Linked DNA regions of Mus musculus: regions 2 and 3 are each linked to region 1. Evidence: chromatin loops called from intact Hi-C (ENCODE). Cell type or tissue: gastrocnemius. All regions are shown on one strand. Region 1 has its middle 33 kb from the start of Cyb5r3. Region 2 has its middle 4.1 kb from the start of Gm41366. Region 3 overlaps Cyb5r3 (cytochrome b5 reductase 3).

Region 1 (2,500 bases):
TTCGGGGGAGATATAAACAAGAAGAATCAGGACTGAATAAACTGCTGTTAGAAGGACTGGTGGTCGCGTCGTTCTTGCTGGTCGAGAGCGGACGCGACAACTATGCAGTCTTGGCTGACCTGGAACTTGCTCTGTAGACCAGGGTGGTCTCAAGTTCAGAGACCTACTTGCTTCTAGCTCCTGAGTGCCTAGACCAAAATAAAATGAATCTTAAAAAAAAAAAAAAAAAGAAAGAGAGAAAAGAAAAGATCCTAAATAGCTGTTGCCTTTGGATTACTGTGGCCAAAGGCTTTCTCCTTCTCATCCTCTTCAGATTACAGAGGCCTCCTGGGGACCTGTGACTCTCTGGGGGAGTCCACATAACACCATATCCAAATAGAACCAAAGCCCCCAAGGACAGTCCCACCTAGACTGAGTGGGAAAATGCTTGCTCTGTGAACCCTGATAGCCCAGCTGCAGCCTTGGGGGTTCCACCTTCTCTTCAATGTGCTCAAATTCATCGATCCCGTAAACTGGCACCTTGCTGAATTCTTGCAGTCTGGTTAGAGGAAAGCCAGTTCTGTGGCAACCTCTGGCTCTGGCCCCATCAGGACCCGTTCCCCTCCTGCCGCTGATCCTGTCCTATCTAGAAACACCCACACCCCCTTCCTACCACGGTTCCTTCTGTCCTGGGGCTTGCCCTGGCTGTCATGGGTCGGGAAGGTGCAGGAGTGTCCTAGAGTTCCAGACAGAGGAGAGTGAGCAGTCCTGTGGGGTCACAAGCCAACTGCAGACTGCAGCCAAAACACAAGGAGATATTTAGGAGGTGGAAGAAGTGAGAGGGTCTGGACCGAGAGTCGGGCTGTCTCTGGAGGGCAATAAATTTGAAGTGCAGACTGCTCAGCCACGCTCTGGGTCACAGAGGTGTGAGGGCTCTCTACTAACCCAAGCATGGCTACACTTCTGCTCTCAGGCCAATCCTGGATAACACAAGGCTGACAAGGCTGGTCATGGGTGAGGGTGGGGCTGACACTAACCTCTGGAGGTACCTGCAGTCTGCATGGCTCCTGCCTTGGTGAACTATCTCCCGAAGCCCAGTGGATTATGTGTAAATTTTGCTCTGGGAAGCTGGAGGGGTTGTGGATTCCTGAAGGAAGGCATTTGGATTGGCTGGGTCAGAGATTTCTCTACAAAGCTTCCCCTCCCCCTCCCCCTCCCCCACCCCTGCGACAGGATTTCTCTGTGTAGCCCTAGCAGGCCTGAAATTCACTCTCTAGACCAAGTTGGCCTTGAAATCAGAGATCTGCTTGCCTCTGCCTTCTGAGTGCAGGGGGGTGGGGGGGTGGGGAGGAGGAGCGGGGCGGAATTAAAGGTATGTGACACCGCCACCACCTCTTCATTATCTCAGCTTCATTAAGGCAGCCTCGCTAAGAACAGCCTGAAGACAACAGTGCCCCCATGTGGAGAATTGAAAAATAGGTTACAATTTGGCCAACCAATTGTAATACAATAGATGGGCAAGAGCAACCGCTGCCACCCTATCCCAGTGCCCCTCCAGTGCTCTGGCGCCCCAGCTAGCTCATGCAACTCTCAGTTTTATTATATTGAAAGGTGAGATCCAAGGGGCCAGTGATGTAGCTCAGTCGTGCTGTGCAACAGGCCACCAGCTCCTAGGTTTGATCCTGAAGCATCGCCTATAATGTGGAGGTGCACACCTGTAATCCCAGCACTGGGGAGGGGAGGACAGAGGGTCAGAAATTCAAACTCTGGCCTGTGAACTGAGAGAGCAGATAAAGACCACCAAGCCTGCCAGGCGGTGGTGGCGCAGGCCTTTAATCCCAGCACTTGGGAGGCAGAGGCAGGTGGATTTCTGAGTTTGAAACCAGCCTGGTCTAAAAAGTGAGTTCCAGGACAGCCAGGGATACACAGAGAAACCCTGTCTCGACAAAAACCAAAACAAAAAACAAAAAAAGGACCACCAAGCCTGAGAACCAGAGTTCCATCTCTCCAATCGACTCAGTGGAGAGAATTATCCTCTGACCTCCACATGGGCACTTCGACACGTTGGACCCTCCACCCCCCACCTCGCAACAAGAACTTTTAAGTGCATTCTTTATTTTAGATTTGTTTTATTTTTACTGTTTGAGTGTTTTGCCTGCATGTAGGTATGTGCACCACATGCATGCATGGTGCCCACCAGAGGTTAGAAGAGGGCTCGGATCCCCTCTAATTGGAGTTATGAATGGTTGTGAGCCATCATGTGGGTGTTGGGAACGTCTTCTGCAAGAGCAGGAAGGTGCTCTTCACCACCCAGCTATTTCTCCAAACTTAAAATTAGAAAAAAAAAATTAAATGAAGTTTAAGGTGATTCTTAGCTACTTTTAGTGTGTATTGAAGCCAACCTGGGCTACATAAGACCTTGTCTCAAAAAATTAAGAACAACTGGGCAGTGGTGGCGCACGCCTTTAATCCCAGCACTTGGGAGGCAGAGGCAGGTGGATTTTTGAGTTCGAGGCCAGCC
Region 2 (2,500 bases), 120 kb before region 1:
TTTTTTAAAGTTTTTTTTTTAAAAAAAGATTTATTTATTTTATGTATATGAGTACACTGCAGCTGTCAGACACACCAGAAGAGGGCATCAGATCCCATTACAGATGGTTGTGAGCCACCATGTGGGTGCTGGAAATTGAACTGGAGTCCTGTGCACGAGCAATAGACACTCTTAATTGCTGAGCCATCTGTCCCCAGCAGCTTTACACTCTAGTGATTATTTTTGTTATTTTTAAATTGTGTCTGTGTGTGTGTGTGTGTGTGTGTGTGTGTTGGTTAATATGCACACACATGCAGATGCTGGAGAGAGGCATCAGGTCTCCTGGAGCTGGAATTACAGGGGTTCTGATCCACCATGTGGGTCCTGGGAACTAAACCCAGGCAAGAACAGGGAGTGCTCTTAAACACCTAACCATCTCTCTAGCTGCTAATTTTAGAAAAAAAAATTAAAGGAGGACAAGGAGTTTGGTTCCATTGCTTAGGGGACAGAATTGTCTTTTACTGACACAGGGAACCTGAGAGGTTGGCAGGCCTGGGACAAACAGGTCTGTGGACTGGGGTGTGTCAGGTCTGAGAAGTGATGTCACTGGGAGTGTTGGAAGAGTTGCTGGACACATGGATGGGTTCAGGCTGAAGCCAGCAATGAAACCACAGGAGTTACTGGGCATTGGTGCTGATCAAAAGCTATAAGAAAGCACTTCTTCTAAAGAAAGGGAAACATTCTAAAGTTAGTTCCAGTTAACTTAGAAATGTTAATATCACTCCCAAAACAAGGTGGCAAAGATCTCCACTAGGAGTTTACAGAAAATCCAGCCTCTTTCCTCTGCCTGATGCTGCCGAGGTCACACTTGTGAGGTCTGTCCTCAGCAAGCAGCTAACAAGCACTATGTCACCTCTTAGCTGCTGGTTGCTTTTGCCAGCATCTCCTCTCCCAGGGCCAAAGACAAGAAGAAGATATTAGACAGGGTGGGCATCGAGGCGGCGATGACAAGCTCAACAAGGTCGGCAAGAACTGAATGGAAAAAGACACTAAGAATATCATCTCCCAGGGTGCTGGCAAGCTCACCAGTGTGCCGGTAGGTGGGGCTGTAGCTGTTTCTACTGCCCCTGGCTCTGCAGCGCCTCCTGCTGGCTCTGCCTGCCCCGCCCCCATCCCACAGGCCCCACCCCCAACCACTGCAGCAGAGGAGGTGAGAAGTAGGGAATGATGGCATGGGATACAGCTTGCTTGATTAAATTCCTGCTCCTCTGCAAATAAAGCTTGCTTGCTTGCTTGCTTGCTTGCTTTGTTTGTTTGTTTTTAGAGACAGGGTTTCTCTGTGTAGCCCCGACTATCCTGGAACTCATTCTGTAGACCAGACTGGCCTTGGATTCAGAGATCCATCTGCCTCTGCCTCCTGAGTTCTGGGATTAAAGGTGTGAGCCACCCCGCTCCCCTCCTTCCCCTTCCCCCCAGCTAAATCAAGTATTTTATGCTTAAAAAAACAAAAACAAAAACAAACAAACAAACAAAACCCAGCTTTTATGCTTTCTGCCACGTACAGCTTAGGATGGAACCTGGGGCCTCGTGCCTGCTGGGCAGTTTTCTACCTCTGCACCCCAAACCAGCCCCAGCTATTCTGGAGGAAAATGCCGTGCACAAGCTGCAATGAGCAGAAAGCTCTTTCAGCTCTTGATTCCGTTTCTTGCTCTCGAACCTATTCTTATCAGTGTTTCCCAAGTGTGGAAGACAGAGGCAGACAGGTCCCAGCCGCCCAGGCTACAGAGAGACAAGAAGAGCCCCAGACCTGGCCACAGTCAGGGAAGGCAAGGGGACTGCAAGAAGAGGCTATATGGTTACATTTTATCTACTCAGAAAGTAGCGAATGTATCAGCTGCCTTTCTCCAGCTATACTATCCAGCATCCCAGCCAGAGCCTATTGCCACCCACGCTGGGCAGAGCGTCCTACCTCAATTAAAGCAATCACGATAATCTCTCCCTGGCATGCCCAGAGACCTGTCCCCCAAGAAGCTCCATGTTCTGTCAGGTTGTCAACTGGCACTCACCATACACTGGGCAGCCCCGAAACACTGCTGGGAGCAGGTTATCTGTGAGGTAGATTCCACACAGAAAAGGAAGTGGCATCAGGGCTTCTTAGCTTCAGTCTGCTTTCTTGAAACACGGTCTTGGGGCTGGAGAGATGGCTCAGCGGTTAAGAGCACTGAGTACTCGTTCAAGTCCCAGCAACCACATGGTGGCTCACAACCATCAGTAAGGAGATCTGACTTCCGGAGTGTCTGAAGACAGCTATAGGTATACTTATATATAATATTTTTTTTAAAAAGGAAAGAAACAAAGCCTTGGCTAGCCTGGAGGTGACTATGTAGACCAGGCTGGTCTTGAACTCATAGAGATCTGCCTGTTTCTAGCTCTCCTGGTATCAAAAGTGTGCACCACCACACCTATTTTTTTTTTTCCTGTCCTTTGTTGTTGTTGTTGTTGTTATTTTTTTCAAGACAGG
Region 3 (2,500 bases), 48 kb before region 1:
GCCTGGCACAGGCCCCCAATCCTTCCAGTCCTCCTCACTCAGGGTCATCTCTGCCTTGTGTCTGCCCTTTGAAACCCAGAGCATCCTTGAAGCCCTAAACACCAACAGAAACAACTCAGAAGCTCAAGGTAAAAAAGGGCACAAGGGGGGTGGGGGCTATAGAGATGGCTCAGTGGTTAACAGCACTGACTGCTCCTCCAGAGGTCCTGAGTTCAATTCCCAGCAACTACATGGTGGCTCACAACCATCTGGAATGGGATCTGATACACTCCTCTGGTGTATCTGAAGACAGCTACAGTATACTCATATAAATAAATCTTTTAAAAAAAAAAAAAGGCACAAGGCCAAGGAGACAGCTCAGTGGGTAAAGGCGCTTGCTGTCATAAGCCAAGTCTACTGACCCAAATTCGACTGCATAAACTTGTCTTCTACCCCCTACACATGTGCTGTGGAATGCAGTCCCTAACACACACACACACAGTAATAACTTTAACAATTTCTTGAAAAGGTGCTGCCTATCTGATGTGTCCTCTGCGGGTTCCCAGGTACAGGAGGAACTAATACAGTCCCAAGAAACACCAAGACTGAAGAATCCACTGTGCGTGATCCATAATGTCCTCCAGCTCATAAATACCATGAGCTAAGTAACGGGACATATTTCCCTTTGTACCCTGGCTGCCAGGAATGTCAGAGTGACACACAAGGCCCACGTGTATCTGACAGGCATCACAGCCATGGTTTGTGTGAGCCTGACTCCACTTCAGGCCAGCCCTTGTTTTTCTTCCATTCCTAAATTGCATTTGCACCCCTCTGACTCAGCTCATTAGTCACTGCAAGCTTCCTAGGAATGCTCTGGAGCAAGGCGTGGTGTAGGCACGGCCTAGGCATAAGCATTCTGACAGTGCACGGTACACAGGCCAGGCTCACAGGGCCTTTTTGTATGGTGTTTCGTTATTCAGGTCCCAAAGGTGACCCTGGGAGACCTAGCATTCGCCGTATGTGTGGGCCTTGTGTCTGGATCTTAAGGGCCTGTTGCTGCTTCTGCGTGGGCCACGGTGGTACTGGATAAAGGGACCGGCCAGGCGACTACCCAGCCTTTGTCCTAGCCCTGGGAAACCAGCCCTGGGACAGCCCAGTCTGCATTTCCACAGACCACCACAAAGGGGCAGCACTGGCCCTGACCCTGCAGGAGGGCAGTCATTCTCCAGATAGCTGCTCCCTGGCAAGCCCACCTCCCACTCCTTTCTTTCCTAGATGAAAAGCAGCCCTTCAGACACCACACCCAGTGCTCCACTGACTCACACACACATGGCTTGGCCATGTTGAATAGCTGCTCCTTCCCACTGAAACTCCTTCTTGCCAGGGGGAGAAGGGAGGCCAGGGCTCAAAAAGCTCTAGAAATCTGGGACTTGCCAGGGCCTCCCTGGGGTTACAGAGCAGTGAAGTGTGTGGGGAGAGTAGACTCTTCAGTGGAGTTGCCTGCAAGGTGCACGGTCACGAGTGGGCCCATGCTGGGGTGGCTTCTTGCCGATGCGGCTACTTTTGAGTCACCAGGTCCCAGTAAGAGACCCTCATCAGGCACGCTCCTCCGAAACCCCACTAAACTCCTTAGGCACCAAGGTGGACTTGGGTGGAATCATTGCCTCTCTACCAAAGGTAGATACAAAGAGTTGATCTTTCTGCTCTTTACCCAAGATAAATACATTGCCCTCTCTGCCTGGGGCTAATAGAAACAGTCTATCTTTGCCTTCTCTACCTGGGGTGACTAGAAACAGTCTCAGAGTATGCAGGGAAGGGATGGGGGCTGTTTTCTTTACAGTGTTGGGTTTTGTTGCTTTAAGAGGACAGGGTCTCATGCAGCCCAGGCTGGCCTTGAACTTGCTATGTGGTTGAGAATGAATGACCTTAACGTCTGATCCTCCTGCTCCCACTTTCCCTGACTGCTGAGACTTTGAGTATACGCCACCATGTCCCACGTGGCTGTGCTGTAGGTCAGACCGGGGCGCCCTCAGGCAGAGCGAGCCTTCCTTCCATCGACTGAGCCCCAACACTCGGGTGATCTCTCTATCCCCTGATTTTTACACGAAGCAGGAGAAGGAAGAACACTCTCACGGGGTCTCACTCCCTCCTTCCAGCACAGCTCCTCCACAGCACTGTGAACTCAGCCCACAGCTTATGCAAGTGCATGGCAGAGTCAGGGCAACCAGCAGCTATTCAACAGCCCAGCCCCTCCCCTGGAGTGACCAGAAAACACACATACAAAGGCTGTTATAGGTTACCAACTACACAGAAGCAGCCATCCAACCCTCAGCACTGCTCCAAGGCCTGCCCCAAAGTGAGCCAGGCCCAAGGAGATAAGAGGACTTCTCTGCCAGCCTGGGGCAGTGTGGGAGACCAGGAAGCAAGGTCTGGGGTCCCCACCCTGGCTCTGCTGCTCCCTAGCTGTGGGCTGTGGGCACTTCCCCTCTGAGGTTTGATTCCTCCACAGCCATGAGCAGGC

Evidence for each region. Hi-C counts contacts between places; a loop is a spot of excess contacts. Peaks named below come from ENCODE experiments on the same cell type or tissue, not always from the same donor. Only the 100,000 strongest peaks of a DNase experiment are listed, where the experiment ranks them.
Region 2: it touches region 1 in a loop (4-fold over the local background); 4 of 42 quality-filtered maps call a loop at or near these places.
Region 3: it touches region 1 in a loop (5-fold over the local background); 22 of 42 quality-filtered maps call a loop at or near these places.

What each region holds. Positions count from the first base shown.
Region 1 is chr15:83,203,919-83,206,418 of GRCm38, forward strand. No RefSeq gene overlaps it. Among named protein-coding and RNA genes, the nearest start is that of Cyb5r3, 33 kb to the left of the region's middle. In gastrocnemius, a CTCF peak has its summit at 1,444 (motif pointing left); a DNase peak (open chromatin) is centred at 1,456; H3K4me3 peaks cover 264 bases.
Region 2 is chr15:83,085,004-83,087,503 of GRCm38, forward strand. No RefSeq gene overlaps it. Among named protein-coding and RNA genes, the nearest start is that of Gm41366, 4.1 kb to the left of the region's middle. In gastrocnemius, no CTCF peak of the experiment used is centred here; a DNase peak (open chromatin) is centred at 1,110.
Region 3 is chr15:83,156,273-83,158,772 of GRCm38, forward strand. All of the region lies in intron 8 of Cyb5r3 (cytochrome b5 reductase 3), which reads right to left. Among named protein-coding and RNA genes, the nearest start is that of Rnu12, 7.9 kb to the left of the region's middle. In gastrocnemius, a CTCF peak has its summit at 1,161 (motif pointing right); a DNase peak (open chromatin) is centred at 1,157; H3K27ac peaks cover 2,182 bases.